Linked DNA regions of Mus musculus: all the other regions are linked to region 2. Evidence: chromatin loops called from intact Hi-C (ENCODE). Cell type or tissue: left cerebral cortex. All regions are shown on one strand. Region 1 has its middle 160 kb from the start of Otor. Region 2 holds the start of Pcsk2 (proprotein convertase subtilisin/kexin type 2). Region 3 overlaps Pcsk2 (proprotein convertase subtilisin/kexin type 2). Region 4 has its middle 120 kb from the start of Gm33599. Region 5 overlaps Pcsk2 (proprotein convertase subtilisin/kexin type 2). Region 6 overlaps Gm33599 (a long non-coding RNA gene). Region 7 has its middle 36 kb from the start of Otor.

The links. A loop is a pair of places that touch in the nucleus more often than their neighbours do. Peaks named below come from ENCODE experiments on the same cell type or tissue, not always from the same donor. Only the 100,000 strongest peaks of a DNase experiment are listed, where the experiment ranks them.
Region 1: a loop joins it to region 2, with 7 times the contacts of the local background. A loop is called at or near these places in 2 of 42 quality-filtered maps.
Region 3: a loop joins it to region 2, with 3 times the contacts of the local background. A loop is called at or near these places in 4 of 42 quality-filtered maps.
Region 4: a loop joins it to region 2, with 2.6 times the contacts of the local background. A loop is called at or near these places in 5 of 42 quality-filtered maps.
Region 5: it touches region 2 in a loop (6-fold over the local background); 2 of 42 quality-filtered maps call a loop at or near these places.
Region 6: it touches region 2 in a loop (8-fold over the local background); 5 of 42 quality-filtered maps call a loop at or near these places.
Region 7: it touches region 2 in a loop (5-fold over the local background); 6 of 42 quality-filtered maps call a loop at or near these places.

Annotation. Positions count from the first base shown.
Region 1 is chr2:143,238,862-143,242,861 of GRCm38, forward strand. No RefSeq gene overlaps it. Among named protein-coding and RNA genes, the nearest start is that of Otor, 160 kb to the left of the region's middle. In left cerebral cortex, no CTCF peak of the experiment used is centred here; DNase peaks (open chromatin) are centred at 1,629 and 3,600; H3K27ac peaks cover 750 bases.
Region 2 is chr2:143,544,342-143,548,341 of GRCm38, forward strand. It overlaps Pcsk2 (proprotein convertase subtilisin/kexin type 2), which reads left to right and starts at 1,792. Exons shown (of 12, transcript NM_008792.4): 1 at 1,792-2,323. The coding sequence starts at 2,150. Pcsk2os1 (proprotein convertase subtilisin/kexin type 2, opposite strand 1) reads right to left here and starts at 3,496. Exons shown (of 3, transcript NR_040354.1): 1 at 2,064-3,496. In left cerebral cortex, CTCF peaks have their summits at 1,471 and 1,751; DNase peaks (open chromatin) are centred at 1,268, 1,559, 1,807, 2,162 and 3 more places; H3K4me3 peaks cover 3,123 bases; H3K27ac peaks cover 2,992 bases.
Region 3 is chr2:143,707,936-143,711,935 of GRCm38, forward strand. The region is part of intron 5 of Pcsk2 (proprotein convertase subtilisin/kexin type 2); the gene reads left to right. Among named protein-coding and RNA genes, the nearest start is that of Pcsk2os2, 79 kb to the right of the region's middle. In left cerebral cortex, CTCF peaks have their summits at 746 (motif pointing right) and 1,545 (motif pointing left); DNase peaks (open chromatin) are centred at 516 and 1,484; H3K27ac peaks cover 917 bases.
Region 4 is chr2:143,362,809-143,366,808 of GRCm38, forward strand. No RefSeq gene overlaps it. Among named protein-coding and RNA genes, the nearest start is that of Gm33599, 120 kb to the right of the region's middle. In left cerebral cortex, no CTCF peak of the experiment used is centred here; DNase peaks (open chromatin) are centred at 1,582, 2,840 and 3,380.
Region 5 is chr2:143,681,499-143,685,498 of GRCm38, forward strand. All of the region lies in intron 2 of Pcsk2 (proprotein convertase subtilisin/kexin type 2), which reads left to right. Among named protein-coding and RNA genes, the nearest start is that of Pcsk2os2, 110 kb to the right of the region's middle. In left cerebral cortex, no CTCF peak of the experiment used is centred here; a DNase peak (open chromatin) is centred at 2,220; H3K27ac peaks cover 3,530 bases.
Region 6 is chr2:143,449,021-143,453,020 of GRCm38, forward strand. All of the region lies in intron 2 of Gm33599 (a long non-coding RNA gene), which reads right to left. Among named protein-coding and RNA genes, the nearest start is that of Gm33599, 36 kb to the right of the region's middle. In left cerebral cortex, no CTCF peak of the experiment used is centred here; DNase peaks (open chromatin) are centred at 1,877, 2,452 and 3,152; H3K27ac peaks cover 1,909 bases.
Region 7 is chr2:143,112,302-143,116,301 of GRCm38, forward strand. No RefSeq gene overlaps it. Among named protein-coding and RNA genes, the nearest start is that of Otor, 36 kb to the left of the region's middle. In left cerebral cortex, a CTCF peak has its summit at 1,634 (motif pointing right); DNase peaks (open chromatin) are centred at 1,656 and 2,619; H3K27ac peaks cover 1,253 bases.

The DNA.
Region 1 (4,000 bases), 310 kb before region 2:
CATGTCTCAAACAGTGTCTGCGACACAACCTTCTTTCCTTTTCTCCCTGTCTGCTATTGGTAAACAAACCAGGGGTTTCTCTGCTGTTCTTTCCTTCTCACTTGGTGTAGTAGTTAAAGCTTCTGGGAGCAGATGTATACATGTGGAAATTTAGCAAGCACTTCTCCAATGGACATTCACTGGATGTCATCTTATTCCATTTCACCCTGGCACCATCTTGCTAGAGACAGCATTTGATCTCTTAGGTGGAGGGTTTGGCCTTGTAGACGTTCTACCCATTTCAGGTTCCAGTCCAAACAGTAGGTTGTAGCCTATTCTGTGATCAGTTGGCTATAAACTGTCTATTCTCATGCTTACCTTAATTCTCCTCCTCAAGTTGGAATTATTTCCTAGCCTGGCTAATAGAACTTAGAGAAGCACTTCATTCATGTCTACTAGGTTGTTAATGAAGTTTATAGTAAAGGATATTATGAGTCCAGACAGGAAATATATAGGTCAAGGCATGTGGGAGGGGCACACAACCCTCCAGCAACACCTGCATCTTCCACAGTCCAGATGCTTTTCAAACCCAGGATTTTTTTGGGGGAGGGGTGTTGTTAATGAAAGCTTCATTATGACTGATTAAATCATTGGCTATTGGTGGTCAGCTTGCCTGTCAGCACAATCCCTTGGGGATGAGAAGGCTGGAAAGTCTTAATTCTCTAGTTATATCTTGGTGTTTCTACTGATCAGCCCACTGGTCACTATATATCTATATCTATATCTATATCTATATCTATATCTATATCTACATCTACATCTATATCTATATCTATCTATATACACATATATATAAAACAGATGGTAATCATATACACATACATATATAAAATAATATATTATATATTGTATATTATATGGCATATGGTACATATCCTATTACATGCTACATGTTACATGCCAATGCTACACACTACATATTATGCATTACACATATGTTACATATTACACATTGCATATTGTATATTATATGTTACATGCTATATGTTATGTTATATTTTATATGTTATATTATATAATATATATTATATATATGTATGGATTACAGATGATATCTTTAAATTTCTGCCTAGATAGAAGCTGAGTTTTGTATTTGTTTTAGAACTCTTTAGAAGATTTTAAAATGACATTCATTAACTGTTTTATACCAGTTAGGAATCCTTTAGGTGTTTCTTGTTCAATCCCTAAAGTTTCTTCTGCCTCCTGACTGAACATAGGTTGATATATAACCTGACTCCCTCTTCTGTTTTCCTTGCTAGATTTAGTTAATTTAAACTCGGCCCCTAACACTGAGCATCTCCCTCACAGTTTCTATCCCAGACCCCCATAACCTAGGGAGCCCTACTTACTCCCTTGAATACCATCAATAAAGTTCGCTGCACCCAACTAGAAAAAAAAAAAAGAAAATGAAATTATATAAATAGGCTTCTATAAGTACCTTAAGGCAACTAGGCTATGGTGTTATAAAGTATGTACAATCAACCGTGTTGTACTCTGCTCAAGTTCCTTGGGCTTTAGCACTTCAGAGCAGCTAGCAACCTACTTTGAACCACCCACATCTCAATTGTCTCACTGAGAGCTTGCTCTAGAATTGCAGAAAGCTGTTCTATCCAAGCCCTAAGCAGCCCCAAAAAGAGACACCTAAAGAATGGGTGTCAGGCCTGGCACACAGAATTCCGAGTATAAACAAGCCAGCTCTCCTGCTCCTTAGACAGGATAACCCTTCGGTGTGCATCTTACATAATTTCCATAGGCCTATACTGGGAAAACATTTGGAGCAACAACGTACCCTGACTGGCCCATCTTTCCCATTTCTCACACTGTTTCTCCAGAATCTTTTTTTTTTTTTTTTTTTTTGTATCCATTGAATCTTCTCCTCAGGTACCAGAGAACGCTGTGCAAGTAGAAAGAGTGCACGAGCCCAGAGAGGATAAAGGACACCAAGCAATCAAGGCTTCTAGACACAACAGGGGTTGGCCAGCACCTATGAACTCACAGAGATTGAGGCAGCATGCACAGCACCTACCCAGGTCTGCACAGGGTCTGTACCTTTTGGGTCTCTGGAGCTGAAAGGAGAAGTGGACACAACACCCCCACCCCCCACCCTGTGCCTAATCCAGCAGCCACTTCCAACTGATAACCATTTGCAAATGAAAAATTAAATTCTCTTCAAGGGATTTTCACTGGGGAAACAAGTCACTCTGAATGGTATATCTCATGTCCAGCAGTAGATGGTCAACAGACAATGAACTCTGCAGTAAATCTGGAGTTTCTTTGTTTCATAATCTTGTGTCTGGGCATTTTTTCTACTTTTCAAATTCTTTTCATGTATGTCATGGCTTTCAGTTCTGTGTTTTTACAGGATCCCTGTGTGTGTGTGAGTGAGTGTGTGTGTGTGTGTGTGTGTGTGTGTGTGTGTGTGTGTGTGTGTGTGTGTGCATGTGCACAGGGCATGTGTGACTGTGTCTCTGTGTCTACATGTACTTTTTCTGCTTTTTCTTTGGCTTTTTTCCTTGTTTGCTTCTTTTGTTACATCCTAATTTGTTTGTTTTTATTTTTTAAATTTAATTTATTATTACTTATTATTAAATAGACATCTGTTTGTTTTCTAAAGAGACAGAGGGGATGCATATCCTGACAGAAGGGGAGATGAGAAGAAACTGGAAGGATTAAGGAAGAAGCAGCAAAATATATTGTATGGAAAAAAATCTATTTTCAATTAAAGGAAAAAAAAAAAGAGAAAATTGCCCTCTAAATAACTATGGTCACTGATGGAATCTCAAGATCAGATTCTGGAAGAATCCAAGATAGTATGTGTACTGGCTAGTTTTGTGTCAACTTGACACAGCTGGGGTTATCACAGAGAAAGGAGCTTCAGTTGAGGAAATGCCTCCATGAGATCCAACTGTAAGGCATTTTCTCAGTTAGTGATCAAGGGGGAAAGGCCCCTTGTGGGTGGTGCCATCTCTGGGCTGGCAGTCTTGGGTTCCATAAGAGAGCAGGCTGAGCAAGCCAGGGGAGGCAAGCCAGTAAAGAACATCCCTCTATGGCCTCTGCATCAGCTCCTGCTTCCTGACCTGCTTGAGTTCCAGCCCTGACTTCCTTGGTGATGAACAGCAGTATGGAAGTGTAAGCCGAATAAACCATTTCCTCCCCAACTTGCTTCTTGGTCATGATGTTTGTGCAGGAATAGAAACCCTGACTAAGACAGTATGCTATGCTACCCAAAAGTCTCTAGGATTCCATGTTTTAGGCTATATCATGGTTCAACAAGTTGAAAACCCACAGGACATCAATTTTAATAGTGACTCGCCGATTACAATCCAAGACAAATGAAATGACATTTTTAAAATTCCTTACTACACTCTGAAGTTGTGAAAACATGTTGCTAAAACATCTGTTTCATTTATTTACTTTGGTCCAACAGCCAGTCAGTTAAGTCAGAAACATGTTTGCTGTATAAACTGAATACTCGGGGAACGTCAAACTTTCCACATTCCCCTTAGTTAATTAAGGGTTGCTGGGACACATATGCCACATCAGCCACCTCCACAATAAACCGAAATAATCACACTGCTGCACTCCCCAGGCTGTTGTGAGGATAAGTCCTAAATATTGTGGTGAGGCACATGGCACATATGGAAGCGCCATGCAAATGTATAACAACAGACTGATACGGTCTCCTTAAGACTACCAAGAAAACAGACTGGCGAGTGTTACTTCTTACAATTGCTATTATTTTTCTTTCATTTGTTACAGGTTAATTTTTTTTTTCATTCAATAGGTTTTTCTGGTCACTCGGCCTAAATCTAAGCACTTACAGCTCTTGATCACTGCTGAAGTTCTAACAACTGAGAAATAATAAATCAATAAAAGCCTAGAATAACTTCCAAGGGTTATGACCATGATTTCTATTATATTTTGGGTCCAAATTGTCCTCTAAAGGCCCGTGTGCTTTATC
Region 2 (4,000 bases):
TTTTCTCAAATGACAATACAGAACAGGAGGGACCATGTGGTTATTGCTTCACACTAAACCAGTACTTTGGCTCAAAACGTGGATGAACTGTAAGGAAGACAAAAGTAGAGGAAAAGTTGAAGGCCTCTGGGTAAGGAATCCTTGTGCTATAGCCCGATCTGGGTGATGTGGTACAACATAGTGATAATAAGAAAGCATTCCTGGCAGAAATGAGCTAATGTGTGCAGCTCCAAGCCGAGGCTTCCAGGCTGATCTGTTAGTTCATTAATAATTTTCTAAAACCCTTGCTTCCATTCTGGAATCCTCGCTACCAAACCTCCCCATTGCCTTTCCTGGTTGTCTTAAAGGAATTCAATCAAAATTGAAGATGTGGTATGCTGAAGACTACAGCTGGATAGAACCCATCCGCAGAGCTTGCTTATACTTCTCTAGCAATGCTGGGGAGTAGCTAAGTCAGTGAAGACGATGTGCCTTGTACAGTAAGCATTCTCCTGTCCACCATTCCTGTGTCTCCTGTATACACTGTGATTTTGTGCTAAGGAGGAGAGTGGGGTGGGTGTAGCTGGGTGTGGTGTCAAGTCAAGTAAGTCTCTCTCTCTCTCTCTCTCTCTCTCTCTCTTTCCCTTTTCTTCCGCTCTTTCCCATGAAAAAGCATCTTCCTGACTATCCAATTTATAACAGGACTTTTTTTTTAAACTTTGGTGTTAAATGGTAAAAAAACGATGTAAATATACTCCATAACAGCTAATATTTACATTACTTAGAGCAATGGTTCTCAGTTCCTTACAGCAGACTGGATCTACTTCCTTACACTAGAGCAAGAAGGGGAAGTCAGACCTCAGCAGTTAACTGGACCTGGACAACAGCTGCCCCCTGCCTACTCAGCCTAAATTATCATGCAGCCAGACTCTTAGCAGGAATCCTGACCTACGCCTGGGATGGATGACTATACCTCCTTAAACTCTGACATTCTTGGTCCTGATGCAGCCCCAAACCCAGAGTCTAAGAATCTGTCTCCCAGCATAAGCATCACGTCTCCCTTGGCAGTCTTGGGATGCAGGTGCAGCGCTGACTCTAGAGGAGTCTCTAATAGCCATCGCAGGTGGGGGGAGGGCAGTCCGGACTCCCGCTGGACTGCCAGATGTTTAGTTTCTGGCCTCCTTGGAGCACCGGGAAAAGAACAGAGAAAAAGCTCCTTCCTGCCCCCATGAGTCACCTCTAGAAGGATGCTCTTCCCAGCCTGGGATTTGCCCAAAGTGGAGGGGGCGGGAAGGATCAAATTTGCTTTGTTATTGGGAGAATGGGAGAGGTGTGGAGAGGGAAAGAGAGGAGAAAGAAGTGAGAGGAGGGAAGACAGGGGAAGGGAAGAGAGAAAAGAGAGGAGAGTTGTTTTGTAGCTCAGACTAGCAAAGAAGAGCAACAGGGAGCGGCCGGCCGGCCGGGGGCCCCCCCGCTCCCCTCGGGGCCTCTGAAGCGGCACGCACCGTAATTCCCTGCCCGGAGCTGTGCAGATTTCCACAAACAATGACATCACCGGGCGCCGGCAGTGGGTGGCAGCGGGGGGGATTTTCCTGGGCGCGCAGCGGTCGGGCGGAGCAAAGCCGCTCCGAGCTGGCGGGGGCGCGGGCTCGCGGCGCCCCCGGGGACCCGGGCAGCCAGCTGGGCAGGGGAGGGCGGGGGCGGGCGGGGGCGGGCTCGGGGCGGCCCGGGGCGGGGCCCGCCGATCCTCTGGCCTCCATTGGCCGCTGGCGGGCGCGCGTCACCCGGGCTGGCGCTCGCCTCCAGCCCTCTAGAATTGGAGCCGAGGAGGAGCTGAAAATGCAGATTTAGCATCAAGCACAGACACACACTAGCTCTTTCTCTCGGGTACACACAGCTCCGCACATTCGCACCCCTGCCAGCCAGCCGGGCTGCGCGACTCCCCGGCTTCCCTGGCAGCCAGCTGCTGGTGGACAGCGTACAGATTTGCTGTTTGCCAAGCTTCTTTTCTGCCTCTTTTGCTATACAAAGATTTTTTTTTTTAAAAAAAAAAAAAAAGAAAAACAGAAACAAAAACTACATACCTATTTTTTATTTGCATCTTCCCTCTTCGTCCCCTGCTCCACCACCCTGCGCGCCTCACAGCCCCACTTTTCACTCCCAAAGAAGGATGGAGGGCGGTTGTGGATCCCAGTGGAAGGCGGCCGGGTTCCTCTTCTGTGTGATGGTTTTTGCGTCTGCCGAGAGACCCGTCTTCACGAATCATTTTCTTGTGGAGTTGCATAAAGACGGAGAGGAAGAGGCTCGCCAAGTTGCAGCAGAACACGGCTTTGGAGTCCGAAAGGTAAGATTTTTTTTCCATACATTTCACATGTTGTTTCCAGAGGAGGGACAGCCTTGCGCAATCTCGTTGCAGATTTGCAAGTTTTCTGTCTTTTTATGCTATGCAGCTATTCTGCCATCGGTTCTCAAACACGACATTGCCTCCGGTGATCTTTCATGGGTTATGTAATTAAAATGTCCTTCATCTGTATTAGAAAGGTCAGAGAAATAATTTGTTGGTGTTTGACTTGGTGGGGGCAAAATAAGACCGCACCTTACAAAGGATGCTGTGCGCCCCGGCTGCTGTCCGAGGTACCAAGTTCTCCAGGCTGCCTAGGGACAGAGGGATAGAGTCCAGAGCAGCTGGGCTTACGTCGACTGCTTTGCCAGGGAAGTCTCCCAGCCCCCCACGCCCCGGAGAAAGAATAGTTTCCCACCGACATGGCTCAAAGATCGAGCGTTGCAGTTCACCTCAGTTTTCCGACCCACGCCTAAGGACTTCCCTCCCAGCGACTTTCAGTCCCTGCTTTTTTCCCCAGTGGACAAGAGCTTTCTGACTTGGAAACAAGGACGGAGTTCTCTGTCCAAAACGAGTGCTGAACTTGTGCGCTTTGGCTCCTGCCCACGACCTCCCACTCCAGAAGCGCACTCCTGTTTGGAGAGTTCTTAATTTGCTTCTTTAGGACACCTCGCTGCCAAGAGAGATGGATTCTGAGGGGGATTCCCCCCGGAAAAGTCGAGGTGTCCTCTCCTGATGTGTGGGCAGCCAGCGCGGTTTTCCCCAGAGAGCACGGGGATCCCCATTCCAAGAAGTTGTCCAAGTTGAACTGTTTGGATAAGATTTCGAGCTTTGGGTGCCTCTGGCAACCTCTGGATAAGTTAGGGTACTCGTCCTGCGGGGAACAGAGGAGAATAATTCATTTGGCGGGGAGCATGCCTGACCTGCTCTTCCTGCGAAATATCTGTATCCCAGATCTGGAGTGTCCTTAGGGGACCTGGCACCGCTAGGGGAGAGTGAGGATGCAAGGAGAAGCCAGTCTGAGGGGAATGGAAGGTCAAAGGATGCAGCTTGGTACCCGTGGGCTGTCCCCTCCCTCCTGATCCCACAAGAAAAGAGGCTTGAGAGAGCATTGGGTTCCCTCCCTAGAAGGGCAACACAGGCTGGTCTCCTCTGTCAGAACTTCCTATGTCTCTTGCCGAGTTCCCAGCTACTAGGATGACTCCTTCAGGAGCGCAGGGCTCTCCCGCCTACACTCACCAGCGGCGCGGCGGGCGCGTATTCTACCTCAGCTGTGTTTGGCAGCGAGTTTCACAGAGGTCCTGGAAGAAGCGCAGGTCTGCGGGTGGCGCGCGGGCGGGTCTCACACACCTAGAACTAGTTGCTCCCGAGAAGAGAAGTGTGGGTGGAGCAGGGGAAACCAGGTTCCTGTTGATAGAACAGTCTCCTGGCCTCCTGGCCCACGGAGACTTCTTTCAAACGACATTCAACCCTGAAACAAGCTGATACCCCACCTAACCCCGCTCCGCCCTCCTCCCCCCATTGGCAAAATCCAGCGTCCTAGCGGCATTGGCAATGAGTGATTATAGTTAGCTGATATCTGACTGTGAGATCTTGCATACTTTCCCTTTTGAAAAAAAAAAGATTTATCTCATCGTGTGGGGGGGTGGTGGGGGGGGTGTAGGTTGGAACTGGGATTAC
Region 3 (4,000 bases), 160 kb after region 2:
GCATCCCCAAGATCCCACTTCCTCCAGACAGATCTCATCCCCTGAAGTTTCAGAACCTCCCACAATGCCATTATCTGAGAGCCAGGTATTCAACTCATGAGCCTGTGATGGGTGCTCCGTCTACCATTAACCATAACCCCAGCTGTGCCAAATGTAACCACATATTCTTTAAATCAAGAAAGGAAAGCAGACACCAGGTTAAAAAGAGGCATGAAGATTAATGAAGGGTCGGAGTCGAGTTAGAACATGAGGACTCAACCCACTTTTCTGGCCCTGAAGGTAGAAAGTGGGATTGTGGGGAGGATAGGTCAAGACGTGGGTAATGTTAGAGTGTGGGGCATTACTACCCCAGCAGTTCATGGGAACACCAGTAAGCCCGTTCTGAGGCCAGCAGTGACCTGCCTGATTTCCCCAATCTATTCCTCATGGAAATCTAGCAGCTTACACCCTTGAGAGGCACAGGGAGCCAGATGGCATGAACACTGAGATGATCCATGTGACCAAAATCCACACCATGGGCCTCCTGGGCCTCATTCTGTAGATAGGAGCGTCTGTGCCCTCCCCATTTTTCTAGCATGAGTGTTCTCAAAGCTAAAACTGCTCTTGACCTAAGTGTGAATTTAAGGCTATTTGGGGAAATTGGTAGAGAAATGTTTTGCTTTTTTTTTTTTTCCTAAGCACATTCAGACACATTTCCATTAGAGACAGGGTGTCTTTTTTTAAGATTTTATTTATTTTATGTATGTGAGTACAGTGTAGCTATATTCAGACACACCAGAAGAGGGCATTGGATCTCATTACAAATGGTTATGAGCCATCATGTGGTTGCTGGGAATTGAACTCAGGACCTCGGGAAGAGCAGTCAAGTATTCTTAACCACTGAGCCATCTCTCCAGCCCCAGAATGGTTTGCTTTAAAAGGCTGAGTTCCAGGGCTGACCTTGAACTTGGGTCCTCCTAGGCACCAGTGCTCTAAGGATACACCAACAATTCACAGCTAGCAAAATCTTCATCTCCTCTCAAGGCCCTCCAGGTATATGGTTAAAACAAATGTCCTGCAAATGTGTAGACAGACGGGGCTCTCCGTGCTGAAGCCAAGGTTGTAAGAAGTAGAGGATTTTCCAGAAGTCCTGGCCCAGACTCTCACTCTACAGAGAGAGAAACTGAGGCTGGGTGGTCAGCAGACTATCAGAGGTCAGGGTGCAAGTTAGAGCAAAGCTAATCTTGGAACTCAGCTCTCCAGTGTGTCTCAGTGACTGCAGGTATCACTCTCACAACTGAAGTATGTATTTGAATATTCTAAAGTATATATTTGAGTATTTGAGCCATTTTCTGTGCCTTCCCCGTTGCTTTGGACTGGTTTTTACTCCAACTCCAGCATTTACTCTTTTTTTGGAAAATTGCCATGGGGATGTTAAAGTCTTCATTACCCTCCAGATATAGAAATCTAGTAGGCTTGGGATTTCCCATCCCCTCTTGGCTGCTATTGAACTGTGAGTCCCCATGTCAGGCTGAACAATGTGTACATCTTCTAGCGCCCCCTTCAGGAATTTTCCCGAAATTACATCTAGACTTGGCTTGCTTCCCTACCCTGACTTCTTTTTTTTTTGTTTGTTTGTTTGTTCTTTTTTTTTATTGGGTATTTATTTCATTTACATTTCCAATGCTATCCCAAAAGTCCCCCCACACGCTCCCCTACCCACCCACTCCCACTTCTTGGCCCTGTCGTTCCCCTGTACTGAGGCATATAAAGTTTGCACGACCAATGGGCCTCTCTTTCCACTGATGGCCGACTTCTGATTCATATGCAGCTAGAGACACGAGCTCCAGGGGATACTGGTTAGTTCATATTGTTGTTCCACCTATAGGATTGCAGATCCCTTTAGCTCCTTGCTACCCTGACTTCTTAATCAATCCTCTCAGGGGAAGCTCCTGAAGAACAGGACGATGCTGACCTTACAGTTGAACAGTCTGGAGATTTGGGCTAAGCAAAATTTTCCATCCTATGTAGCCAAGCCAAAAAAAAATCTCTGACGCAAAAATAAGATTAGCTTCTCCCACATGGTAACCTTGCTAGCTCCCAACCTACAGGAAATTATTTTTCACAGAGAAAGAACCCTTAATTACCAACCAATAATTAAAACCTGAAGCCAAGTACAGGAAGCCAGGGCTGAGCTCTTAGCAGTGTTCTTTCACACAGTCCTGGGTATCATGGTGAGGACTGATCTTTCCATGTAGCCTGTACGTACCCTCTCCACGATACAGAATCTGCTGGATAGAATAATAAGATGTATTACAGTGTGTGGGAGATGTTTTCATTAAGCTATGGAGAGAGGGTTTTATAGCACTTGCATTTTATAGCCCTAACATTGCCAAGTTTTTAAGTAAGAGGTTTGGTGTATGTCTAAGACACTCAGAATGTTTGAGGACTCTCTGTGAATTGCTGCTAGGGAGGGAAGAAAGCACTGTTTAATGGTCCTAGGTTTTCCCATGTCTAAACTGTGATGGTTGCCCTTCTCAAGAAGACTATAACTGCCTTCATAGTCATAGGAGAGAGTAATTATGCACATTGCAGATATAAACATCAGGGTTTTGTTGATCTATCAAGAAAAATACACATCAGCTGAAGTTAAGTAAGGGGCTCACATCTGTAATCTCAGCACCAAGAAGATTGGCATGAGTTCAAGGCCAGCCTGAGACACAAAGTAAAATCATACCTCAAAAAACAATGGGAAACCAATGGAAGCGTCTCACAAATCTCAGATCATGGGGCAGGGAAAAGGTTGAAACTGCCATGAAAGTTAGGCCATCCTTGGCCTCATATGGGGAGGAGAGAAGTGTAATTCTTTTTTTTAAAGATTTATTTATTTATTTTATGTATATGAGTACATTGTAGCTGTACAAATGGTTGTGAGCCTTCATGTGGTTATTAGGAATTGAATTCTAGGACCTCTGCTCGCTCTGATCAACCCTGCTTGCTCAGTCCCTGCTCGCTCCAGCCCAAAGATTTATTTATTATTATTATACATAAGTACACTGTAGCTGTCTTCAGACGCACCAGAAGAGGGTGTCAGATCTCATTACAGGTGGCTGTGAGCCACCATGTGGTTGCTGGAATTTGAACTCAAGACCTTCGGAAGAGCAGTCAGTGCTCTTACCCAACTGAGCCATCTTGCCAGCTTGAGAGAAAAATGTCATTCTAAGGGCAGAGGAGCCAGGAGGGTTTGATGCAGGGACATGGCGTTTTTGCTTTCAGGCATGAAAGCAGAGAATGACTCCCAGAGTGTTAAAGGTATCAAGCTGTTCTGTTCTGGTCTAGATGCTGGACCCACCTTGCATCTCCTCCTCCTCCTCCTCCTCCTCCTCCTCCTCCTCCTCCTCCTCCTCCTCCTCCTCTTCTTCCTCCTCCTCTACCATACCTTCTCCTCTTCCACCATACCTCCTCTTCTTTCTTCTTCTTCCTCTTCCTATCTCTCTCTCCTTCCCTTCCTCCTTTCCTTCCATCCCTCCCTTCAGTGGCTCAGTGCAAAGTCCACAGTCACTGCATAAGTGTCCACAATAGTGACCAGATCGATACTGAGCCATTTGATCCAGGAAGTCCCTTGCTGAGCTCCTTACAGAGAACAAATGTCCTCTGCACATAACAGTGTGGTTCAGGAACACACCAGCTAATCACTCACAAGCAGGCATGATTATCCAATACTCCGTGACAGTTGGGTTGGAGAGTTCTTTAGCTCACAACCCCATCTCCCTTCCTGTGCAGAGTTGATTGTGAGTTAACAGAATCTGAGGTCCAGGTTGTGTTTGCATCTCTGCTCTCTCCCTTCCTTTGCCTTCAGATATGCTAGCCCCTGGTGCTTGATCCCTTTCATTTCTGTTGATTCACCCTGGCCAGTAAGGATGCAGTGTGGCTATTTACAGTGTCCCTGGCCCTGTATGTTACATGAATTGTTGCATCTACTCTGTATCTTATACCAAACAGATACACGGTTTGTAGAGTC
Region 4 (4,000 bases), 180 kb before region 2:
GAGTTTGATTATGTATTAAGTGTAAGTAGCACAGATTCCCAAAGCAAGCATGTTGTTTACCATCCTGGGATTTACATTCTCATTGTATTCCAGGTCAAACCTAAGACTAAGATAAAGTCTTACTATTTTGATAAGGCAGGATACTAAAGTAGGGTAAGCCTTGTGATGGAGTGGAATAGAGACATAAATGTCTACTCAAGGACAAAAACTATATGAATATCCTTGTCAATGAAGGGACACTCAACTCAGCATCTCTTGGTGAATGTCTTGCTTCTCCCTTGGTAAATGAACTCTTTGTCTGCTCAGAGTGGAACTAGGGTAGGTCATAACACACACAATTCTGGTTTTCTCAGTTATGCACTTTAGTGAGAGCTCTCTACACATTAACCATTTAATTGTCATGATATCCAGGTAAATGCTACCATTTTCCCTATTTTGCAGGGGAACTACCCAGAAGTCATCCCTCCAATTGGGCTGCACAGGCAGTAAGCCCCACCTTACTCAGGCAACCTGTATCTTGAGCAGTCTTCTCAAGTTCACATGGCTATAAAAATGCCAATCTTCCCCTTTGTCTTGTTTCACACTAAATAATCCTTCACCTACTCAAAAATGATGTATTGAGTGCTGAGGACACCTAGTGCTAAGGGCAAAAACACAGAAAAAAAAAACCTAATAGTGGCCAGAGACTCCCCAAGAGGGAGGAACAGAGAACAACCGCCCAATGAGTGTGGCATTTCTGATATTGTGCCAGGGATATTCTAGAACTAGAGATGGTGGTTTGACAACTTGAATGGAATAAATACCACTGAATTCAGGTTATAGTGGTTAATTTCCTCCTATGTCAATGGAGAAAAGGAAAGAATAAAGGAGGAGAGAAATGGGGAAGCCTGGCTAGACTTCCTAGCTAGGCAGGAGAGGTATATCCCTGCACCCCGACACAACAGGACTGGATTCTGACAGAATCTTGCACATTTCATCTATATTGCTGTGGAGAGTCCAGGTAAGAAGGGATTTGTTCAGCCTGGTGCTCAGGGAACTTTCATTAAGGGGTTTTATTTGAGTTAAGCCTTTGCAAAGATCACAAGCCCAAGAGCCTCCGTGAGTCAGGTTCATAATGAATGTGTTGTCAGAGGAAAGGCAGTGGATGTGGCAATGATTTTGCCAACCAGAAGTGCCCATGCCCCATTAAAGGATTTTTAATTTTAAATATTCTGGTGGTCACAAACAAAATAAGAACATTTGCTTGGTTTTTAGTACATTAGGAGCAGACGTTCACCATTGGCCTTCAGGGATGAATACAATTTTAACAAGCTAAGTCTGGGATAACTCCCCCAGGTAGGGTAGCTCCAGAAATAGACCCCAGTGAAAGAATTTGATTAGAAGGGGTTCATGTAGGAAGCAGAGGAAGAACAGGAAAGAAGGAGTTTAGAAGTGAGACTTGGAAGGGCAAGGCTCAAGTGCTTATCCTGGGAGCTCCTGTGTGTCCCAGGAGCTGAATCTCTGTGGGAATGCAAAATACATTCAGAATTATTCCAGTTGAAGGATGAGGGGGCCGGCACGGGATCTGTATGTACCCGTTCCTGTCAGTCATTGATTTGGAGCGATTCCAATAGCCCGACTGCATAGCAGGCACAGAGACTTTTATTAGGGAGAAGAAGCCCTCAAAAGACATAAATGTGGAGAGACATTTTTACAAGGTACACAGAAATCAAAGGCTTAGAGTAATGTGGACACTGAAAGCATTGGGTACAGCGGGTGTTCTTGCTGCACAAGGAACTAAAGGTACCCAAACAAAATTAGAGTATTCAGGGCTTCTTGACAGAATGCCAGGATCTGGGGCACCTGAAGGAGAATCAGCCAATTAGATGCTCCAGCACTTTAAGCCACATGGAGAACTAATTTGTGGCTGCAGTGTTATCAGCACTACCACATCCAGAGTGTCGGGTACACCCTCTTCAGCCTGTGCTTACTCCCCTCATCTCTCAGCCTCCTCTAAACCTTCCCCCACTACCTGAGTCTGATTCTCCAGTCTCCTCTTTATTTCACAAGAGCTCCTGATACCCTTCCACTAAAATGTCTTCTCTGTTAAAAATGAGCCAAAGTTCATTTTCATTCTTTACATCTGAAGATCTTGTTAGACAAAGTATGGAATAAGGAGGTCGGCTTTGGGAGGATGGACATGTTTAATCTGAGGGGGTCAAAACTCAGAAGCAAGAAGATATTGAAGGGGACAGGAAGATTATAACTTATTGTATACAGTATAATATATAATATGATAATGTGTGTGCAATATATAATTATATATGTAATATATGAAATAATATTAGAAATAGTGTAGAATCAGAGTATGAGGATTTGACAAGTGAAAGAAATAGTTCTTAGTACATTAAGTTAGGGAGCCATTTGGGGAGAAATCTCACACAAGAAAAGACTGGCACTCTGCTAGAAACCCTAAGAGGTGTGGAGGGAAGACTTACCCTTAATCAAGATTTCTCTTGGCAAAATTCCCATGAGAAACACTGCAATTGGCTTCCCAGGGTGACCGAGTTGACAGTGAAAAAGTTCATTTTCATCTTCGCTCACTCACTTTCTTCAGAGACCCACCTTCCTCCTAGGAGCTTTGTGACTTGTGCAGAAAATGATTTTGTTCATGATTTCTTGATAGAATTACATATCTAGCATTTTCAGTTCTTTCTAAAGAATTTAATTCATCCAGGTGCTGAGGGACTGGCTTGAGAAAGCAATAAGATATATTTGGGAGAATGGCTTGAAATTCAACTACCACCTCACAGATGGTGTATGCATTGCAGTCTTAGGATTTAAACCTCCCTGAAGTGCACACTGGCCACCAAGGATGGGGAAAGTTAGACTTTGCAGTCATTGCTTGCAGATCATCAAGTATAGACCATTTGGGAAATTCAGAGCTGAACAAAAGTGCCTGCTAACTTTGGGTTGCAAATGGATACTTTAATTAGATTACAGGGGAGGGGAAATCAAAACGAGAAATTGAGAACTACTCTGAATGGGAAGGGAATAGGTGGGGGGTCTTCTGATTCAATCTGCTACCAAGAAAAAGATTAAGGAAAGCCACTGCCCCTCTCTGCATCTTTGAAATGCCATTCTCTTCAATATCCAGTAAACACCAGGTTTGTGTGCACACAACGAAACATATGAGTCTCTGTTTTCTATGATTCGAGTTAGGTGGAGAACGAAGGTTGTGAACTCTGAAACATGCCTGATTTGAACAATAATGTTCTCTAAACTCATTTCTATTTTAGCCTTGGATTTTTAATCTGATGTTACCATGGTACGCGCCCCCCACCCTCTCCCCCGAACTCAGTTCTGCCAACTCCTGAGCTATGTAGAAGTGCTACACCAGCTCTCAGGGAACTTGAGCCATCCCTGCAGCTTTTCATAGAATATCTTTATTGAGCACATATCCCACTTCACATATGGAAAAGAAGCCAGAATAGGACTTGCATTGCCCATTTCAGAACTTAGACACATCCTACAAGTTAAAATGTATCAGAATGAAGTTTTGATAGTCAAATCATTCTTGACCAAATCATGATGAATTTAAACTTTGTCCTTCTCGAAGTGGAACTGTAGAAATTGCATGGGACCCTCAGACACAGGGAATGACTCCATACACACTCAAGTGCAGGGGTTTATTTGTGAAATAGGTCAAGAAACACACTTGAGAGGCACTGATAAATTAGAAGGGAAAGAAAGCTTCTGAAAGTACAGGATTTTTTAAAATGATCAATATTGTTAGAGGGGGCAAAGCAAACTGAATCCACTTGTGGAATTCTGGGAAAGAATTTGGGAAATACCTGAAGTTGCTGAACTAACGGGAGAAAGAGAACTACAGTAAAGCCCTGTAAACCTTCAGCTATGACTGATTATCTCCAGGGATGCCAATTCTTGGGCATGTCTGTCATGTTCTGAGCGAGCACAGGAGTTTCTTTTGCTGTAAAGAAAACATACAAATCTGCCCTTT
Region 5 (4,000 bases), 140 kb after region 2:
TGACACAGTCAATGCCACAGTCAACAAATCAAAGTCCAAGTTAGTACAACTCATTATTCATGGGTGTTTTAAGGAGCTATAGGAGCACAGGGTCCCATAGCTACTGGATGATGTCTGGCAGAAGAGATAGAATGGTGAGTTTTTGTTATTGTTGCTATCTATTTTTAAGTCTCTCTCTCTCTCTCTCTCTCTCTCTCTCTCTCTCTCTCTCTCTGTGTGTGTGTGTGTGTGTGTGTGTGTGTGTGTGTGTGTCCCACATACCTGTGGGTACTCTCAGAGGTCAGAAGGAGATGCTGGATTCCCTGGAGCTGGAGTTAGGGGTGGCTGTGAACTGCTCACTTTGGTGCTAGGAACTGAATTTGAGTCCTCTGGAAGGACAGCTAATGCTCTTAGCCACTTAGCCATCTCTCCGGACCAGAGGTAGAGTTTTAAAAAGCATAACCCACAAGTATGCAAGTAATTTTATTCAGATTATGATTGACAGAAGCAAATGGTCAGACTTGGAGCCCAAATGTCTGCTGGTGATTACTATTGAGCTGTGGATCCTACAAGAGCAAGTGATGACCCAGGATATTGTGGTCCCTGCGGTCTGAGCTGAGATGTGCATCTGCTCCTGACTCCCTGACCTATGCTGGTGGCTCAGAACCAAAGTGTCACCATCTTATGTTCTAAGTTTACCGCATGATTGACAAACCTCAGTACTTAAAAGAACCCGGACCTGTCCATCTGTTTCAGTTTCTTTCCTTTGCATTCTCTTCAAGCCAAAACCTTTCTCACCCTGTGGGAGGCAGGTGTCTCCTTCCCTCCCCTTTCTCCTGGCTCCTCCCAACCCAGCACATTCCATGATAATTAACAGCTGTTTAATTATCAGCCCAGCAGGGAAAGTAGTCCAGTCCTTAGCCAGTTATTTCCCCACTTAAGCTGACCCAGATTCTGGAAGGCTGACTGTGCTAAATGACTTAGAGAACAGCAGTGTCGCTTAATAGAAAGTTAGAATCAATCGGTCATCCTCAGTGACCCGGCCATCCTGTCACGCTGGGGCAATGGCTTCTGAAGCTCTGAGTGATCAGTGGGTGGGAAAGTATTGGCTCAGGACCCCCAAGACCAAGTCCTCAGACCAAGTTCTCAGGAAGCATTCTCAGCACAGAGGAGATGTGTTTGCCGCAGAGGGACAAAGAGCTGGTATCAGGAACAAAGACAGAAGGTAGACGAAGAGGAAGAGTGGGAAGGGAACAAAGGAGAGGGGAGAAGAGGGGCAAGGGAGAGGGGGAAGAGGGGTTTGTCCTAGAGGACAAAGGACTGCCTCTGGGTAGAGAGGACACAGTGGTGGCACATAGGTAAAGAGGAGGCCTAGGTCCTGCCTGTGCATGTTCTCTGGTTGGTGGTTCAGACTCTGAGAGCCCCAAAGGTTCTGGGTTAGTTGACACTGTTGGTCTTCCTGTGTCTTCCAGTGGGTCCTGAACAACTAGAGTGGTGGTGGGCGGGGATTGGGGGAGAGGCAATCCCAAAAGTTGTTGCCGGTACGTGGGATATGTTCTAACTGGGCTGCAGTGTCTGCCCTCAGTGGGAAAGGAAGCATCTATCCTTGCAGAGACTTGAAGTGCCAGGGCTGGGGGGATAACCAGTGGACCCACCCTCTTAGAGAAGGGGAGGGAGGAGGGGAAAGGATTGTGGGAAGAAGTGACCGGGACGGGGATGTAAAGTGAATAAGTAAAAAATTAGATTAAATTAAAATTAAAAAGAAAAATTAAACTAAAGGTAAAGGAAGGAAAACCCACGTTAGGTGTTTAATTTTGATTGGGCGTGTTAATTAGGTGAGTCAAAGAGGGCTTTTAATTGCTGGACTTCAATACTTTGATAGCTGGACCTTGGTAGTAAGCCTCAGTGTGAGGGATTGGCCAAATAAGGGAATAGAGCTTGGGGCCTAGCTTTAGGAATGTGGTCTAATGGTTTTAGCAAGGCAGAGGGAATGGAGGGAAAAAGGACAGGGCCTGCCTGAGCCATGCAGGTTAGAGTCCCTTCAATATTCCATAGTTTTGTTGGAAAGATAGAAGATAAAGAACAGACCTTGTTCCCTATAAAGTAGTAAGTAACCATGCCGGGTTACTTTCTGTTCTGTCCTTGGACTGTACCTACAAGAAGTGCCCTAAACACACAAGAAACATCTGTTGACTGAGAAATTCTCAGTTGAGAACCAGAAGGAGTAGGGAGTAGGTGGAGTTATTTGGGTCCCATATGTGCACCCATGACTAAGGAAGGTGTAAAAATTGAATCAGAACTGTGGGGTATCCATCAGTTCCCTTTAGTTTTAAGAAAAAGACTTATGCACTCCTGCTTTCCCATGTTTTTGCTTAGACATTTGTACAAATGATCGATGGTACACTTTGGGGAGGCATTCTAACCCTATGAATCTAAGTTAACTGTGCATTGTGTTTTAGGAGGGGGAAAGCCATGGTTAAGTCATGCAAATGTCACTGGGACTCCACCCAAATGGTGATGACAGGTTCTGCATGAAATAGATTAAAATTCAAAGCATAGAGAAGGGATGGCAAGTTGGGTGATCTTTTAGCTATAGCGAGACAAATCCTTTAGACACTAGGAAAACATTACTCTGAAATTAGGGGACGTATCACACATATAATTATAGTACTGAAATCTTCTCCAGAGCTCTTTAAAAATGGCTTGCATTTAATCTCTCTTGTCATGTTTATTTCAGTTACAATATAAAACAAGCTAAACATCCAATAAAAGGGAAATAGTTGGTCCCTGACTCTATGGAGGTGTAGAAATTCAAATACCATGGCTCTGTGGTAGCATATTAAAATGTTTTATAGTAAGACACTCCAGGAAGAAAGAATGCATGGTTTTACCAACAATATGATTACTAATTATGTAAAAAAAATTAAGTATAATTATGAATTAGAATTGAACAAAAACCCAGAAAATAAAAGCAATAGATGTGCATGAAGTCAACACACTTCTGGAGTTATGTGTAACACATATTTGGGAGGACATTCTGCGGAAGCACGCCTATGATATGAAGGTATGGACACAGAAGGCGGGCTTCAGGCTTGGGATTCCTGATTGCAAAGACAGATGATGTCCAGGGACTACGGCACCCTAAAGCATCACCGGTTTCCATTAAAACCTCGTTTATGGAATTACAATTAATTTTACGGAAACGGGTTTAGCAGTCTTTTCATTAGTGTGTTCCCGGCCTAATTGAGTTTGGAGTGATGGGTGAGGTCATCCCTGCACAGCCCTTCACATCAGCTCTGCTGTGGGTCCTTTGTTCCTCGACTGCTAGAAGCAGCATGTAGCTGAGAACTTTCAAACTTCCCCCATGGCAGTTGGTAGTTGTACTTGCTTCCCAGAGATCCTGGGAAGGAAAGTTACTATTTCACAGAAGTTATTCGAGGCAATGAGTCCAACAGGATTTGAGTCCATAGAAGGCAATAAAGGTGTCCCTGTGGTGAGCCCTGGGAATAAAGGCCTCCCTGTGAGACCAAATTGGGGAAACAAGTTGGTGAATTCAGACTTCTTCCTTCATAAGCTGAAGGGGTGCTCGACTTAAATTCTTTGCACAGTAAAAGGTCTAGAAAAGAGGCACAGAGCGGCTGTCTCTCCAGACTTAGAACCACACATCTGCTGGGACCTTTTAAAGGTTCTTTGTATTAATGAATTCCAACACACATGCTCACACATACACACACAGGGTATATATAAAGTGGTATAAGAATGTAATGTCCTGAAAACCGTTGACTTTAAGGAATATAACTGGCAAAGACCCTAGCTGTGGCATCCTGAAGACTACATACCTGTAGCAGTGAGACTATACGTCCTATAGTTGCTCCAGGCCAGTATTGGGGTGCTGAGGCAAGCCTACCTCCCTGGAAGGTCACAGGGCTTCAGAAATGCCCAGTAATGCATATATACATATAATCATATATGTGTATAGGCACATACATAGTTGAGTTGTAATTTATCGTTTTTGGTGGGC
Region 6 (4,000 bases), 95 kb before region 2:
CAATTTCTTCTTGGCTTTCAAATATGATGTTATTTCCTTCCTGACTATGGTTCCTCTTAAATCGTTCAGGAGATGACCCAGCATCACTTACAGCTTCCACATTAACATCTGGTCAGCTGAAAGCATCCTTCATTTTGATATATCATTAAATAGCAATCCGAATAGCTAAAGTTAGTATACGCCTCTAGTTCTGGTCTTTTGTGGCACAAAGAGAGTAAACCTTTGTTACAGTGTTCTCTGGCACCCCTTTCCCTTAAGCTTTCCAAAATGAGATGGATGAAGAATTGAGTTTGTCTGTACTGTATTCTTTCTGTGAAATGAGAGCATCCGGGAAGAATCTAGCTCTAACAACGAGATCTAGTTAGCGTTTAATTTACATAGATGCTGATTTACTTCATAGTTATGCACTGTTGAAAAGAGATGCCTTTTTCCCTAGAACCCTCAATGACTGTGACACATAATTGCCAAGGCAGTTCACCTTTGCTAACATGAATGTGTTATGTCTTAAAATGACTTAAAATTGATGTTACCAAGTTTCTCTTGAAAAGAATTGATAACAAGAAACCCACCTCAATGAATGTACTATGATTTTTCTTCACTTGTACATGACACAAACTTATTTTAATTATCTTCATACTCTTTCAGGTATAGACAGGTACCCTGGAGACTGGGAAGCACAGTCCTTTAAAGACCTTGTTGACAAACACTGTCAAAGAAAGCCCCTTCTAAATGGTTGAATAGTATTCTTAAATTTTTCTGCTAGTCAATAAACCTGGGTCATCGATCTTTGAGCGTGCAAATTCATGCATGCATGCATGCATATATGAAGACAGAGTTTTTGTCATTTAAAATCTAATGCCTCAGGACCTGGGTTGAATATTGATATACTTTGAGAATAGAAAGTAAAATGGTACTCCCACATGGATTAAAGGATTAATCACTCATCAAGGCAAATAACTATGAATGAACTAAGAGCACAGTAGATCACTTCTTACCCTGTCTCTTTCCTTTACCAAATTTGTAAGAAATCATGAGCTTGAACTCTTGGTCCTTACTGATCATGATTTCTAGACCAGGGCTTCATAGAGGATTTTTCACCAGGTAGATGGTGAGAGAAAAATTCCCAGCCGAAGAAACATCAATACAAAAATCATAAGAAAATGAATATAAGGATGACCAAAGTACAGTCTTGGGATAGACCTCACACTTGGGATAGGGGGAGCTAAAGCTCAACTCTGAGATCTAAGAGTGGACAAGTAGTCCACACTGAGGACAAACTCAAATGATGAGCAGAAGTATGGATCTAAGTAGTTATGAGATCATTAATCAAAGGTGGGTGAGTCAATATTCCACAGTGTTTGAAGGGAGTTCCTTTGGTCAATATTATGCACAATGACCCCTTGAAACAATAGTAGGAGGAGAAAGGCTAGACACAGGTTGTGAGGTGTGATGTCTAGGTCAGAGGGTAGGTACAAGGATGAAGAATAGAAGAAAGTGGTCAGTAGTGGATGTTAAAGGTAATGACACTGTGAATTGAGATGCTCCTGTAGTAGGAGCCCATGATTCAGACATTCTGAGATGTTCCCACATCTCTATAATAAGTTATGAGTGTGACGTGGGTACTCAGAAATTATTTATTGACTTGGTAGACCTAATATTCTCTCTTCTTCACTAGTCTCAGGAAGGGCAGTAAAATGAAGCAACATCAGCAAATAAAGTCCTTCACTAGCCTTGTTCCATTTCTAAATCTCTGCTTCTGCATTTATAAAGTGAGTAAGGAGCCTGGGAAAGAATTCCTGTAGATCATCTTCAGCTCCAGTACTCTATGTGAGCCAGATCCCAGGAGCCTGAGATGCTCTGTGCTTTCTCTAGCATTTCTGGCAGAATTCCTGGGAGATGATCAATTTAGAAGAGCAGCTTCTCCCAGCTGCCCCACCCCCTGTATCCAACTCAGGGCTAACCAGGACATGGCTGGAATGACTGTATTTATACATCTGTAACTCCCATCAACACAGGAGATAAACAAACCTTATTATGGGTTGATGGGCTGTTGTGTTTCTCTCAGGTAAGCCAATGGCAATATAAAATTATGCTTTTGTTTGAAGTTAATTTCTAGTTGGCTGAATTTATGCTGCCTTTGAAACCTCCTGGTGCTTTGAATACAGCCAGCCTGCCTCTTCAACCTTTGTTTTCCTCTAGCCCTGAGAAGGGATACCTAGACTGTGGATTTAAAACTATGCAGCAGAAGCTTGTGTGTGCCTCACTGATAATGTTCTTACTAATCCACCTCTGGCTGATCTCTCCAGGCAGATGCTGCCAGATATAGCCTCGAGCCTGAAGCATCTTGTAGACATAGAGTCCAAAGCAAAGACAGGGAGACTCAAAGCACAGTCTTGTCCCAGACTTCACCCCAGCTTGAAGCAGTTTCCAGCACACTGTTTCCCTTGACAGTTCAGTGAAGTGTGTGGGAGGCTGTATGGGGAACACTGTGTGTTCCTAGTTTGAAAGAAAAAGTAGAGCAAGTTTCTGTGTTGTTCTGCAGTGCTTTAAGAGCTAACCTGCTGTGAAGTGAGAGGGGAATACATGGCATGGAGTCTTCACGACTGGAATATTCCTTGAAGCAAATGCTGACTTGAAGCGGTATCTGGACTGGGAACTCCTAACCCTGACATCTCATCACTAACACTGTATCACCTATCTCTACCTACACTGTAGGTCTGAGGTTCTCAGAAGTGTGCACTAGAGGTAAATCCTTGTTATGATCAGCAGCATTAACAAGGAATCAGAGAAAGAAACTCCAGAGCCCTAAGGTCCATGCCCCTACTTGGTTGTATCAGAGCTGTCCAAGGTACTGAAGATCTAGCACTGACAAAATAGTTTGCCCTGCAAATTACCAAATTTCAGAAAATCAAAGGAAAACCTGCTCTTAGGACTTCTATCAGGCCAGAAATTTTAAACTGGACTAAATGACCATGTCAGGAGAAATGTTGATTGTGTAAGATGACTACAAGCCTAACTGAAATCAGAACATACTTTGGGCTGAGCCGGTCCCTGCCAACCTGCAGAATCATAGATTGTATACGTGGCTTAGGCTGACAAGTTTGGAGTGTTTATTACAAAGCAAAGAAACCCAAAACACTAGGTTGTTACAAAAAGCTGGAGATGTGGTCTGCACACCAGTGGCACTGTGCTCCCACATAATGAGCATTGAGTGGATGGTATCTGTCACATCTGCTGTACAGAGAGGGATGTGCCAAAGAAGTAATGAAAGCAGTGAGCCTCCAGCATTGTCCTTCGCTCACAGAGCAAGCCTGCCTGTATAAAATGACAAGACAACCGTGTGAAGCACTGAGCCTATGATGAAAAGCTGCTTGCTACTGATACTTGAATATTCTTGCTGAGCTTTCTTCACAGCTTGTTCCTGGAGAACAGAAACGAGGATTACATGGAGAACCTTGTTCTGACCCCTAAGATGAAGTAGGTAGGTTTGATTTCTTGTTACCAAGGTAACCTCTCTCAATAAACCTTGAAGAGATAATTACTCTGCATGAAGACTTTTGCTTTGCTTTGCACACCAATACAGTTCACAGACAATGCATTTACATGAGGAACAACTGATGCACAGAGACCCATGATCAGCAATTCCGTGCACGAGCACTTGTCCGTAATTAATCAGCACCAGTTTGAGGGTCTCTCACCTCAACATATAAGAAAGATATGAAAGCTGAAAATGTATTTCAAATTCAAACTTTTTCAGTTTTCCTATTTTATAAATCATGGACGTGGAACCCCAGAAAAACTGAAAAATAATACCAATGTCTCTGAGCATAGTAATTGAAAATCTGGAACTAAAAATTGGACCTCCTTCGGGGTGTACTCAGGAGCAAGATGTTCTCGGATAACATTTCACAAGGGAGTAATCCTAGAAAGCACTTTTGTACTATGCATTTTAAAGGGCAGAAAGAAAGGCTTTACACAATGAAGTAAATATTCAAGGAAA
Region 7 (4,000 bases), 430 kb before region 2:
ATCTCTCTGGGTACGGGAAATGGGATAAATTTCCCCACAAGATACAATCTGAAACCACCACAGAGCTTACCCTAAACATACTGAACGAAGATCTCTGTCTTAGATGTGCAAAATCAAATACATCTCAGACTTAAAAATAAGTAGCAAATGTCTGCCTGAGCGGTCAGTGAGCTAATCTCAGCCTTTTCAGCTTCTGCGAGTGACACTTGGATTCTGTCAGTCAAGGTGCTGCTTGTGTGAATGGATCATCAGAGAGATGCCAAGGCCCTCTTCCTGCATACACTGTGCTATTTCTGTTTGTAAACAAGGGACTGGAGATGGAACTGTATTTAGTGAGATTTTTTTTCCCTAGTGTGTGATGTAAGCTGATATGCTAAAATGTGAGTGATCTACATAATTCAGGACAGGGAGAGAGTTCTATTCTCCCCCTATCCACACCTTAAAATTATCCTTAAAGAGAAAATGCCACAAAATCACACACTGATGAAAATCTATTCTAAACCTATACACCAATGCACTTTAGCCTTACAGAGAAGTGAAAGTTTAATGGTATGTTTGCAGATTCACAGTGCACCTAAACTCCTGGAATTCACCCTGTCAAATTTTCAGATACAATAAAAATACCTTCAGTTACCTGAAAAGCTTGGATTTTCTTCATATATATTGGTGAAGGCAACTGAATGGTTGAAGTGATGGCTCAGGAGTCAAGAGCCCTCATTGCTCTTGCAGAGATTCAGGGTTTGGTCCTCAGCACCTACAGGGCAGTTTACCGTCATCCAGAACTTCAGCTCCAGAGGCTCAGATGTGCATTTTTGATCTCCACAGCTACCAGGAATGTATGTAATGCAAGCAAAACACCCCCACAAATAAAAACAAAGCAAGCAAACAGAAATGCTCCCAAACACAATAATGAGACAGATTGAATTGTGGAATCAGATATGAAATCTCTCTCTCTCCTCTCTCTCCATATATATGCATATCCATTCTTTCAATATGTTAGGTAATATATAGTTATATATAATGATATATATGTATATATGTACATATATGTGTATATATGTACACATATGTGTATATATGTACATATATGTGTATATATGTACATATATGTGTATATATGTATATATGCATATATATGCACATAAAACCTCAAGGCATATATTACACTTTTTTTAATAATTTTACAATTTGGAGAACAATATTCTTATTTAAATTATTTACATTTATATGGGATTAATTGTTGTTACTCTCCTACATAAACAAATAAGAACTTTTTCCAAGTTCCTAATTACAGTATCACTGATAATGTTATATATATGCTCCATGCAAAGGTACTTGGAGGGCTGGTGAGATGGCTCAGTGGGTTAGAGCACCCGACTGCTCTTCCAAAGGTCCGGAGTTCAAATCCCAGCAACCACATGGTGGCTCACAACCATCCATTAAGGAGATCTGACTCCCTCTTCTGGAGTGTCTGAAGACAGCTACAGTGTACTTACACATAATAAATAAATGAATCTAAAAAAAAAAAAAAAAAAAAAAGGTACTTGGAGTCCTCAATTTTTCAGTGTAAAAGAACAAAGTTTGGAGAATTGAATTGAGAGCTCATAATATGAAATCTACATCTTACCAGCAGATGGCACCACAAACACATAAAACCTAAACTTGAGGCTTTGGTTAAGGTGGAAATGTAAGAGATTTACATACATCAGTTGCAAATGAGATCTAGCTTTCCCCAAAGGAGATTCTTCTCTGCCTTTGGTTGCTCTTTATGTGAAAAGGAAACTGCCTTAAGTGGCCTGCAGATTACTCTGAGAGTGGGCAGAGATGCCTCACTAATCATACTCACCCCAGTGCCCATAAACTAATTATCTCCTTGGCCAAATCCATAGACTGACTGTATCTCAGAGCGATGTCTCTCTGCATGGTAGCCATGCAGTATGGTCAGACATGTCAGTTCCCTAGCATCACAGAGAGCTGTACAATAGAACCCAGAATTTACTCCTTGGGGAATGTGTTCTAAGAAACCACATTATTCCAACGATATATGCACGTGCCTCTCCTGCTGTGACATCACAGATTGCTGTAAGTTGAGTTTAGAGGATTCTCTTTCCTAACCAGCCTTGCAATCTCTAAAATGTGTCTTTCTCTTCTGTGTATCAATGACAGCATACTCCAACATAACTTGTCCATCTTGACTCTCTGTATCTGTGCACTGTGGAAGTTAATGTCATTTCTACAGGGAGACCTAACTCTGGAGCAGACCTGCTTCCATTAACCTTTCTAAGTTCCTGTTTTGCACACAAATCCCCTTTGCTGTATTGACTCAAGCTTGCTATTTTTCCCTCCAGATTTTAATGTCTCTGCTTTTCTGGAGGGAATCCCCATGTCTCGTGCTGACTTAGTGTCTCAGCCTTGCTCCAAATGATTCACACTCCTTTTCTATCCACCAGTAGATGAGAAAATGCAGTACGGTTCCTATGGAATGTTGGAGGGACATGCAATGGCCTAGCATGGCTACTACATTGCAGTCTCTCCCATCCCACCCCACTTTCCAGGCATTCAAGTAAACCAGCTTGATCAGGGAGCTTTAGGTGGCCGAGTTCCAAAATCTGCTCCGACAGATTGTTTCTGGGTTTCTGCAGTGACAGCCTCCTACTCTCAACTCTGCCCAAGAATGCCTGAGACCCAACCATTTTTTTTTTTTTAACTTTCACTAGAAGCTGACTGGCAGGTGCATTGGTGAGCAATGTGCTGCATTTGTGGGAGGTTTCAGAGATATGCAGAGGTCCACAGACGTGGAGTGGTACTGCAGTAGAGTCATAGCAGTGCCACTTCTCTTTGATCCTGGCCACCTTCCATGACACTTGCTCTAGCCTGCACCATCCCTTTATTCTTGTCGCCTCTTCCTCCAACCCCTCATCCCTCCCTTTTGAGAAGAAACACCATTTCTCCCATCCCTTCTGCAGTACAGAGGCCCCCAAACCATCTCTCATGGTGCACACCAAGTTTTTTCTTTAAGTTAAAATGCCGTGATCTCTCTGTGTGTTCATTAATCTTCACTGTGATTAAGGGTGTGGAAGCAGCCAGCACCTGACTGTGGTGTGTATAGGAGGGGTCTCTGGCAGGAGATTATGATCAGCTACAGTGACCCCGATAGCATTTCCGTGACTGAATGCAGGCAGCTTCAAAAGCACACACACACACACACACACACACACACACACACAGAGAGAGAGAGAGAGAGAGAGAGACCAGGAGAGACATATGCACACACTCTCTTTCTCTGGCCCCTACACCAACCACCGTGAGACTCTGCTAACAGGAAGACCACCACTGATAGCCCTAGGACTGAGAGCTAAAATCAATGTATGAGTCAGTGGTATTGTGCTAGTATGCAAAAAGGAAAAGAAAAAGAAATGTGTACAAAGAGCTTTTAGCCCAACAAATAATGACTAGCTTTCCCCCATCTCCTCCTCCATAGGTTATATGTGGTGCAGTACAGGATAGTCTCAAACTCACTACGTAGGCCAGAGTGGCATTGAACTAACATTCATCCAGTCTTAGCCTCCTGATGCTGCTATCACCACTAAACTCAGGAAAAAACAGATTTTCCTTTATATATTTGGAATTGCAGTTTCTCTTAAATTTGGCTTCCTGACTATCAAAGTCAAGAATTTTTACAGGACTGATGTGTTCAGGGGGTGATGACAGAGGGCACAGAGACAACCAAAAGCTCTAGAGATCGCCCGAATGCTTCTCAGCTCTGATGGCCAACAGGCTTTTATTTCTCTAGGTGCTGGCAGGATTTATGTCAACTTGCCACAAGCTGAGAGGAGTGACCCTCAACTGAGAAAGTGCTTTTATAAGGCTGGGCTGTAGGCAAGCCATTAGGGCGTTTACTTAATTCATGACTGATGTGGGAGGGTCAGGTCCATTATGGGTGGGGCTACCCCTGAGCTAGTGGTCCTGGGTTCTATAAGATGGCAGACTGAGCAAACCT